Regions from separate parts of the Homo sapiens genome. Here region 2 is linked to region 1. Evidence: read pairs that join two places in POLR2A ChIA-PET (ENCODE). Cell type or tissue: endothelial cell of umbilical vein. All regions are shown on one strand. Links, peaks and the distances in the headings refer to the core of each region. The heading gives the core; the rest is flanking DNA.

Region 1 (5,372 bases), core at 85-5,084:
CTGTTACCCCATTTTACCTAGAAAACTTAGCTCCATCATTACATTTAAACAAGCTAAATAACTGAGACTTAGAAAAAAGTATTAGGTAGCATGATTTCAATATATACAGTGCTAATATGGCCTGATGACAATACTGTAATCTCACACCATAACACTGCATTTTCAGTAACGTTCAATTATGCTGGTCAGGCATGGTGTCTCGTTCCTATAATCCTGTCATTTTGAGAGGCTGAGGCGGGTGGATTGCTTGAGCCCAGGAGTTCAAGACCAGCCTGGGCAACATGGCAAAACCTCATCTTTACAAAAAATACAGAAATTAGCTGGACATGGTAGCAGGCACCTGTAGTCATAGCTAGTCAGGAAGGGGAGATGGGAGGATCAGTCTGGGTGACAGAGTAAGACCTTGTCTCAAAAAAAAATTTTTTTTTTAATTAAGTAAATAAAAATTTATACTTCTTTTTGTTGGTTCTTCTGTCTTCGGTGAAGTTAGGGCTGCTCACACACAGTAGCAATGATACTTTTCAAAATAAACCAGGCCTAAGAGGCATGGTGGCTCATGCCTGTAATACTTTGGGAGGCGGAGGCGAGAGGATCTGCTTGAGCCTGTGAGACTGAGACTGAGGCTGCAGTGAGCCATGGCTGCGCCACTGCACTCCAGCATGGGCAGCAGAGCAAGACTCTGTCTATATAAATAAAATAAAATAAAATAAATAAAATAAAATAAAACAGTCCTAAGAAAAGGAAAGAAATAGGGAAATACTGTTGGACTCAAAAGTTAACATCTGCTTACTGTCAAAATTTTCTTTAGGAAAATCACAAAAACAAAAACATCCAAAAAAAACTTCCTAAAAAAATTTAGGAAGCTTCTAAAATGTGTCTAAGCAAAATAACCCCAATCTATCTTAAACACAGCAATGGACTGAGCTGTTCTTAATCTGTTGAAATACTAAAAAACAGAATGTTTCTCTTTTTTATGAGATAGTGTCTCACTCTGTTGCCCAGGCTAGAGTGCAGTGGTGCCATCTTGACTCACTGCAACCTCCGCCTCCCAAGTTCAAGCAATTCTCCTGCCTCAGCCTCCCAAGTAACTGGGGTTACGGGGGGTGTGCCACTGCACCCTGCTAATTTTTTTTTAATTTTTATTATTATTTTTTTTTGAGATGGAGTCTCGCTCTCTTACCCAGGCTGGAGTGCAGTGGTGCGATCTCAGCTCACTGCAAGCTCCGCCCCCTGGGTTTATGTCATTCTCCTGCCTCAGCCTCCTGAGTAGCTGGGAATACAGGCGCCTACCACTACGCCCGGCTAATTTTTTGTATATTTAGTAGAGACGGGGTTTCACCGTGTTAGCCAGGATGGTCTCCATCTCCTGACCTCGTGATCCACCTGCCTCAGCCTCCCAAAGTGCTGGGATTACAGGCGTGAGCCACCGCGCCTGGCCAATTTTTATATTTTTAGTAGAGATGGGGTTTCACCATGACCAGGCTGGTCTCAAACTCCTGACCTCAGGTGATCCGCCCCCCCCCCCCCCCCTCCGGAGCCTCCCAAAGTGCTGGGATTAACAGGCGTGAGCCACCACGCCGGGCCAGAATACAGACTTTTTCATTATTGTATTAAGAGATGGGGTTTGGATATGGTAGCTCACACCTGTAATCCCAGCACTTCGGGAGGCCAAGGCAGGAGGACTGCTTGAGCCCAGGAGTTGGAGATAGGCCTGGACAACACAGCAAGACCCTATCTCTGCTAAAAATAAAAAATTAGCCAGGTGTAGTCCCAGCTACTCAGGAGGCTGAGGTGAGAGGACTGCTTGAGCCCAGGAAGTCAAGGGTGCAGTGAACTACAATCATGTCACACTGCACACTGCACTCCAACCTGGGTGACAGAGTGAGACAATGTCTCCAAAAAAAAAAAAAAAAAAAAAAAAGGAAGATCAAAGAAGGAGGTTAAGAAGACAAATAATGAACACATCTACTACTGGACCATGAGACTAATTAAAAACTGGAAAGGTTCCTACCCCTTCTGAAGCCCACACTTCCCGGGCTTACCCATCAATAACAAGTATTGAAGAGTTTGGCCATCCCAAATACCTGCATCCTCTGCTGATTTTTGAAGGGCTTCTGCTAATTCTTGGTCTGCAATCTCCTCTGGCCGTACATCCTCTCTTCCAGCCCCATATGCCAACCGGGCACACTCTGGTAGCTCTCCCTCAGGAAGAAAGGTGGTCTGGGAGCCTGTGGTGCCGATCACGAGTACATTTTTCTTCAGGTCGATGGAACACTTGGAAGAAAGAAACCAAAGAATAATAGCAGATAAAACACCATGCAGAAAAATTATGCTCCTTAATTTAAAACTCCAATCACAAATGGCCAGGCACGGTGACTCATGCCTGTAATCCCAGCACTTTGGGAGGCTGAGGAGGGCAGATCACCTGAGGTCAGGAGTTCCAGACCAGCCTGGCCAACACGGTGAAACCCCACCTCTACTAAAAATACAAAAATTAACCAGGCGTGGTGGCACATGCCCATAATCGCAGCTACTTGGGAGGCTGAGGCAGGAGAATCACTTGAACCTGCGAGGCAGAGGTTGCAGTGAGCCAAGATTGTGCCACGCAAGGCAATCTCCACAGTATTCTTTACTCCATGCTAATGCTAACTTCCTTTTTTGTGTATTTTATAACTACTTAATAGACAGTTGTGCACATATATGATTTACATCTATAAAGTTGGAGACTGCTGGTCTATACCATGACTAAAAAAATAAGGAAAGGCAGTGACAAGGTTTTATTGATACATACACTCATTCATTCATTCGTTCTATTTAGAATGCTGTGAGCCGGGCGTGGTGGCTCACGCCTGTAATCCCGGCACTTTGGGAGGCTGAGGCGGGCGGATCACGAGGTCAGGAGATCGAGACCATCCTGGCTAACAAGGTGAAACCCCGTCTCTACTACAAATACAAAAATTAGCCGGGCGTGGTGATGGGTGCCTGTAGTCCCAGCTACTCGGGAGGCTGAGGCAGGAGAATGGCGTGAACCCAGGAGGCGAAGCTTGCAGTTAGCCAAGATTGCACCACTGCACTCCAGCCTGGGCAACTGAGCGAGACGCTATCTCAAAATAAATAAATAAATAAATAAATAGAATGCTGTGTCTTATTATCAATATGATGCATCTACTTTTACAGAAATATTTTAAAATAGTGACATAAAAATATTGATTAGCTATATTTTCAATTGTTTTTAACTCAATTTTGTTTTTTGAGATGTGGTTTTGCTCTGTTACCCAGGCTGAAGTGTAGTGGCACAATCTTGACTCACTGCAGCCTGGTCTCAAGGGATCCTCTTGCCTCAGCCTCACGAGTAGCTAATGTACCACCACGCCTAGCTAATTTTTGTACTTTTTGTAGAGACAGGGTCTCACTAAGTTACCCAGACTGGTTTCAAACTCATTCTGGCCTCAAGCAATCCTCCCTCCTTGGCCTCCCAAAATGCTGGAATTACAGGCATGTACCACTGTACCTGGCAGGTTGACTGGATATAAAACCCTACTGTGAAAAATGTGAAGTACCCAGTGAGGTCTACAGCCATACCACCCTGAGCATGCCTAATCTCATCTAAATACCCAGTGGACTAACTGCTTCTTCAACGACGGCAGTATATCTCAAATTATTGTGCTTTAGAGTAGAAAGATAAATATCAACACAAATTAATATATTAATTATGCACCCTGTACTAAATAAACACTTTCACTCCCAACATATACCTTCCTTAACCTTGAAGGTCTTCTTCCCAAGTACTGTTTGATCAGCATCAGAGAATGCTAAAGACTTACTTGACTCACACTTTTTAGTCAGGTCATCAAAAAACTACTAATCAGGATCTAACCAGAATCTGAAAATTATACAAGGGAACCAAACTGTCCTTTACAATCTCAAAACATTTGGCAAGATTTAACAGATTCACAGAGAGATTTCACAAAAACAGATTCTATCTATATCGACACATCATTTCAACCTCTGTATAGCAACATAATTTAAGGACATTTCCAGGTTTGAAAAGTCGTTATTTCTTAGTTTTCCAGTATATGTAACCAATAAAAATAATGTGATAATGACCATATTACAAAAAGCAGATGCAAAAAAAATAAGTGAAGCTCTTAATTACCTGGTGCCGTTTAAGCATGTCCAGTCCCAGAAGCATGTCCATGGGCTGTTCCTCAAGTATAGAGAAGGAACATGGCAAAAAATCTCCTTCAATCTGAACCTGAGCTAAAAAGCACATGAAGAGAAAAGGTTATTGTTACGTACTTCAAAACAGAGACGGAGTTTCGCTCTTGTTGCCCAGGCTGGAGTGCAATGGCATAATCCTGGCTGATGGCAACCTCTGCCTCCCGGGTTTAAGTGATTCTCTTGCCTCAGCCTCCCAAGTAGCTGGGATTACAGGCATGTGCCACCACGCCTGGCTAATTTTGGTATTTTTAGTAGAGACGGGGTTTTGCCATGTCGGTCAGGCTGGTCTCAAACTCTTGGCCTCAGGTTATCTGCCCACCTTGGCCTCCCAAAGTGCTGGGATTACAGGTATGAGCCACCGTGTCCAGCTGAAAAGTTCTTTTCATTATTATTTTTTGAGACAGAGTCTTGCTCTGTTGCCCAGGCTGGAGTGCAGTGGCGTGATCTCGGCTCACTGCAACCTCTGCCTCCTGTGTTCTCTGATTCTCTGCCTAAACCTTCCAAGTAGATGGGATTACAAACACGCACCACCACGCCCAGCTAATTTTTACATTTTTAGTAGAGACAGGGTTTCACCATGTTAGCCAGGCTGGTCTTGAACTCCTGACCTCACGTGATCCACCCACCTTGGCCTCCCAACGTGCTGGGATTACAGGCGTGAGCCACTGCACCCAGCCAAAAACTTTTTGTAGAGATTGAGTCTCGCTATATTGACCAGGCTGGTCTTGAACTTCTGGCCTCAGGCAGTCATCCCTGCCTTGGCGTCCCAAAGTGCTGGGATTACAAGAGTGAGCCACCACACCCAGCAGATGACCTATTTTTAAAGAACTCCTTCCTTACACAAGATATTGTGTATTTTCTGCTAAAATCTTTAATTTTCCTTTCCACATCTAGGTTTTAGGGTTGTTTTTTTTTTTTTTTTTTGAGACAGGGTCTGCTACGTTGCCCAGGCTGGTCTCAAACTCCTAGGCTCAAGCAATCCTCCCTCCCCTGCATCTAGGTGTTTACTCTGAATTTGCTTTTGTGTGGTGTGGGTAGGGTCCGATTTCTAATTCATTTCTCCCCATGGATACCTCTTGTCCCAGCAACATTTCCTAACATTTCCCCATTGCTCTGTAAGACTTCCTCTCATTGATCAATGTTCATAGAAT
Region 2 (5,372 bases), core at 52-5,051, 990 kb before region 1:
GGCAGGACAGGCCACCCACGGTCGTGGCCATGGTGCCCCGGTACCCAACCCCATTGTTCATGATGCAGGTCCGTATGTAGTCTGGGAGCAAGAGACAGAAGATCAACTTGGGCTGAGGTCCCCTGTCTCCCACCCTGCCCCTCTCCACCCCCACTCGCCTTTCTCCTGGAAGAGGTCACAGCGCCCAGAATGCCGCAGCCTCGTGTGGGGTGAGTGTTGAGTCCATGGCAGCAGTTGGCAACCATGGCTGCTCACATTGTAGTGGAACGCCCTGGAGAGAAGAAGGCACAAGGTAACGCCACGGCCCAGGCTCCCCTGCCCCCAGTCTTATCTATGCCCAGTGGCCACTCACCGGCAGTCCATTAAGGGCCCACAGCGACCAGCACACTCTTCAGCATCTGCCACATCCTCCTGCCAAGGCCCGGGCACCACCGCTTGTAGCGGCGCTGTAGCTCTGTGCCCCGGAGCACCTAGAAGTCATTCAATGGCGAGCGCTGCCCTGCAGAGTGGGTGCAGGTCAGGTGGGCATACATGTCAGTAATGTGTATTGGCATGTCCACAGTTTGTTCATTCAGGGGATCAAAGCTACAAGGCTTCTGGGATGGACCCTGTATGCACTTTCAAGGGCCAGTCTAGCCCCCCTGCACAGATACTTGTCAAAAAATTTCCCCTGGGAAGCAGGCCCAGACTTGGTAGTTATCACCGGTGCCTCTGTGTAGTGGCCCAGGCACCGGGCTCAGATCTAACACACACGCTCTGTGAGAGCAGTGGGTGATGGAGCTTGCCCCATCTCATCTCTCAAATGAGAATGCTAAGGCTCAGAGCCATCACATTACCCAGCCAGGGGCCCTGGCTAGGCATTCAGACTCCAAAGCTGGGCTCTCACCTGCACAAAGGCATACGCTAGGTTAGAGGGGTAGATCAGGCTCAGGAGGGGTCACTGCCTGCTGTGTGCGTGCATCTGTGTGGTCCTAACACTGCTTCAGTGCTAGAGCAGACGTGCTAATAGAGGCCTAAGTGGGCCATGTCTATGTGTTCCTAGGGCTTCCCAGCTGTGCTCAAGAGGCCAAGGTCACTGCCCCATGCCCACTGAGCCTCTGGCTCCCTGACTTTTTTCTCATCCCAGAATAGGAGAATGGGGCCAAGCCCCTCCTGAAGGCAGATGGGGATCAAGGTTGGGGGCACTCACCAGGGACCCCTAAGCATTGAGTCAGAAGCAGCAGGAGTGGGAGCCACCCCATCCTTCTGGCTGGAGGCTGCACTGTGACCCACCACAGCCCCATCCGGGAAGTTGTGAAACCTGTCCCTACGGGATTGGGTGGCTCTGGCTCCGCACGTCAGCTCAGGGCCTGCTGGACCCTGACCTGAGACCTGGTGACAGGAGCCATGAGGGGCCAGGCCTCAGGTCCCACAGGTCAGTTGCAAGGGCCTAGCACAGCTAGCCCCCTGAGAGGCCTCCCTACTTAGTGGTCAGGTGTTAGGAAGGTTTGGTGGGGCCACTTGAGGTGCCCTGGGGTTGGGGTGAAACCCCTCTGCAGCCTAGTCAGCCCAAGGGCATTGTGAAAGTGACAGCTGCCAGAGGTCTGGGTTCCAGCCCCTGGCTGACATTAAACTTTTCTGAATTTCGGTTTTTCCCTGTAAATTGGGGAAAATTACTTGCCCCAGCTTCAACACTGCCTCCCCTCCACCCTTTTGCTGCTGCCTTATCAGGCCCCAGCTGTAGGCAGGTCAGCCCACGCCCGGCGGCAGAGCCCAGAGAGGCTCGCTCATCTCAGCCGCCAGAAGTGTCATCCCAGGGAAGGTGAGCGAAGCTGTCCACTAGGACTAAATAGGGGTGGAGGTAACAGGTAGCAGGGACTCTGGCAGGAACCGCCTTTCAGACGTTTTCAGGACCGTCTGAGCGGGGCCTCCAAGTATGGGTAGGAGACAGGCGGCCTAGGGATTCCGGTTAGCACGTCGCGTTCTGCCGCAGCAGGGCTGGGAGCATCCCCGGGGCAGGCGGAGGTCGGAGGTGGTGAGGCCTTTCGGCGAAGCTGAGGCCTGGAACAACCCGGTGGGAAGCCACGGAGGGGGTCCCCTAGCGGAGGCTGGGCGCGGGCCGGTGCGCGTGCGCGGCTGGAGGCTCAGCGCGCGAGCGTGCGCGTGATTTGGCCCTGAACGGACGCCGTAGCCGAGAGGTTGGGCGGATGTTGTGAACCGGGTCGCGGCGGCCGAGGCTCGGGGTGAGTGAGGGGCGGCAGGGCTCTGAGCCTGGCGGGTTCCGGCTATTCCCTTCGCGGTCCAGTTTAGTCCACTGCGAGGGCACCTGCAGCGCCGGGATCTGAGTGCGAAACTCCGAGCGGAAGCTGGTCTGGCAGGTCCTCTGGAGCTTGGGGCCAGGCGGGGGCGACTTGGGGGAGCCATCCTTGGGCTCCCAGACGGAGTAGGTTCAGTTCTGAGCCCGGATACCCCGGCGAGGTTGGACGGGATAGCCGTGACAGGGAGTCCCCGGGCGGGGACAAGGTCCGCCTCTCACCTGGGTCCTCAGCAACTGACACCCGGAGTGGGTGTCTGGAAGGTCTGCTCATCAAATGAATGACTGCATTTAATCAGATCTTCAACTACTGTGGTAGTGAAGGGGCACCGATCATGGAGGCCCACCGAGGGCCCGAGGTCGGGAAAATCACCTTCCCGAGGAGCAGGCGTGGTGCAGACCCACAGGGGTTTGTGGCGGGAGTAGAGGGTCTGTTTGGGGCGAGATAAGAGACTGAACGGCAGAGTAGGGAGTGCTGGCTAAGGCAGTGCTGCAGAGCGAAACTCTAGACCTGCGCTGTCTAATAGAACTTTATATGATGGTGGGAATGTTCTACCTTTGTGCTGTCCAATAGAGTAACCGTTAGCCACATGTGGTCATTGAACTCTTGAAATGTGGCTGAGGCAACTGAGAAATCGAATTGTTAATTTTTAAAACTTTAAATTTAAGTAACCTCACGTGGATGACGGCTGCTGTGTTGGACAGCACAGCTACACATCAGTGAGGCCAGCACCAGGGACTCAGTGCAGGTTTTGGAGCAGCTGCAGCAGCAACATGATGTGAGGGATAGATGCACTAGGAGGACCAATGGAGTTTGCCATGAGGGCTGGGCAAGGGTGGTGCTTGGATGAGGTGGGAGGCCACATGTGTGAGTGGGAACAGTGAAACTATCAGGACCATGGATAAAAGAAGGGAGGAACCCAGGGCTGAGGAAAGAGGCTCCAGCCTTGTGGGGAGTAAGTGGGACTTATGGCTAGAGATGACCAGACCAGTGGTGGTCTGCACTTGGGGGAATGTGTAGGATTGTCGCTTCTGGTTGTGAGCTGGACTCAGTATGGCTTACAACCGAGATGAATACAGGGGCTCTGCCCCTAGGACACCTCACTTTGGACATTTTGGTCTGATTTCCACAGAGCTGAGACATTTTGTTATGGTTTGGCAAAAATATATCTGGTACCTGCTCTCTGCCCAGCCCTGTGCTGGGCACAGGGACACTGGAGAACAAGAAGTGGTCCCTGTTACATGGGCCTAGACCCTGGCTACCCTGCCTGTGTAGGAAGCTGGGAGCCCCTGCATTCCCCTGTCCTATGTGTTAGTGTGCATGCCCCTGGCCTCACCTGCTCCCAAGACTTCCTGCCATGGCAGGACTGAGGTCAGGTGTGGGGGCCCCTGGCTGGCCCTGAGTAGACAGGCTCTGTGTCTGCCTCAGCCTCCAGGACCACTGGCTGCCCATGAGAGACGAAGGATGGCATCCAAGGGGGCCGGCGTGTCTTTCTCCCGCAAGAGCTGTAGGCTGACCTCAGATGCTGAGAAATCCAGGGTCACAGGTAAGGGCTGGCAGAGAAGGAAGGAGGCTCCTCTTGTTGGGAGGAGAAGGAAGGGACAAAGGCCTCAGGCCTTGCTGCACCTGTGGCTGGCCTAGGACCAGAAGTCTCTGGGGCCAGCAGGGGCCAGGAGCTGCACTCATCGTGTGGCCCTTTTCTCCCTTCTGACTTGTGGCTCAGGCATTGTGCAGGAGAAGCTGCTGAATGACTACCTGAACCGCATCTTTCCTCTTCTGACCATGCACCCCCAGCAGCCACCGGCAGGTATGGCTGGGTGGGCGGCCCCTCCTCACTCTGCTGGGCCAGAGCAGAATAAGGAGGCTGCAGTTGTAGGGAAAGGGAGCCTGGGCTCTGGACAGATAGGCTTAGGCTCTGTTCTCACTGTGCTCCTGGCTGCGAGATCTCTGGCCAGAGAGTCTGCCTTCCGTACGCTGCTTCTTCCTGTCTCCAGGCAGTGCTAGTTCCTTGTGAGAGTCAGGGAGCAGAGGTCAGGGAGCGGGTGCACATTCATGCCCAGCTAGCACCTGGCACCTACTCCACACCCAGCATCTGCCCCTGCATGTACCTGCCCTCACCTTGGCCCCAGCCTGGCCCCTTGTAGCTTCTGACTGACCTTGTAAAGAACAAACTCCTCCAGGGCCTTTTCTTTACAAGTTTAATACTTTTGAGTGTAGTCAGTGTAAAAGTTACAAGTACATTTTAGCAGAAACTTAGAGGGCCAGGCACAGTGGTTCACACCTGTAATCGCAGCACTTTGGGAGGCCAAGGTGGGTAGATTGCTTGAGTCCAGGAGTTCAAGACCAGCCTGAGCAACATGGCCAGACCCCATCTCTACAATAAAATACAGAAATTACCTGGGCATGGTGGTGTGCACCTGTAGTCCCAGCTGTTAGGGAGGCTGATGTGGGAGGATCACTTGAGCCTAGGAGGTTGAGGCTGCAGTGAGCTGGCCTCTGCATGCCACTGCACTCTAGCCTGGGTGACAGAGCAAGACCCTGTCTCTAAAAAAAGAAGGAAAAGCACCTGCTATCTTGTTATTTTAACATGACTATTCAAATGCGATTCTTTTCTGTTTTCTTTCTTTGTGTTACATTTTTAATTTTTAATTTTTGTGGGTATGTAGCAGGTATATGTATTTATAGGGTATATGAGATACTTTGACACAGGCATGCAATGCGTAATAATCACATCATGGTAAATGGGGTATCCATCCCCTCAAGCATTTATCTTTTGTGTTATAAACAATCTAGTTATACTCTTTTAGTTATTTTTAAATGTACAATTATTATTTACTACAGTCACTCTGTTCTGCTACCAGACAGGTCTTATTAATTCGATTTTTTTGTACGCATTAGCCATCCCCATCTCCCCACAAGCCCTACACTACCGTTCCAAGCCTGTGGTAACCATCCAGTACTTTGCCTCTATGAGTTCAATTGTTTTAATTTTTAGCTCTCACAAATAAGTGATAACATGCAGTGTTTGTCTTTTTCTGCCTGGCTCATTTCACTTAACATAATGACCTCCAGTTCCAT

What was found. ChIA-PET counts read pairs that join two places held together with the same protein. Peaks named below come from ENCODE experiments on the same cell type or tissue, not always from the same donor. Only the 100,000 strongest peaks of a DNase experiment are listed, where the experiment ranks them.
Region 2: POLR2A ChIA-PET joins it to region 1 with 5 read pairs; 2 of 35 experiments call an interaction of 5 or more read pairs at or near these places.

The regions. Positions count from the first base shown.
Region 1 is chr1:15,648,608-15,653,979 of GRCh38, reverse strand. DDI2 (DDI proteasomal shuttling factor 2) reads right to left here. Exons shown (of 10, transcript NM_032341.5): 7 at 4,157-4,260; 8 at 2,085-2,274. Among named protein-coding and RNA genes, the nearest start is that of RSC1A1, 8.4 kb to the left of the region's middle. In endothelial cell of umbilical vein, for the core only: no CTCF peak of the experiment used is centred there; no DNase peak of the experiment used is centred there.
Region 2 is chr1:16,641,496-16,646,867 of GRCh38, reverse strand. It overlaps the pseudogene CROCCP2 and the pseudogene MST1P2. Among named protein-coding and RNA genes, the nearest start is that of RNU1-3, 23 kb to the left of the region's middle. RefSeq lists enhancers at 1-192, 904-1,693, 1,954-2,053, 2,144-2,263, 1,694-2,484. In endothelial cell of umbilical vein, for the core only: a CTCF peak has its summit at 2,080; DNase peaks (open chromatin) are centred at 2,147 and 2,858; H3K4me3 peaks cover 1,429 bases; H3K27ac peaks cover 935 bases.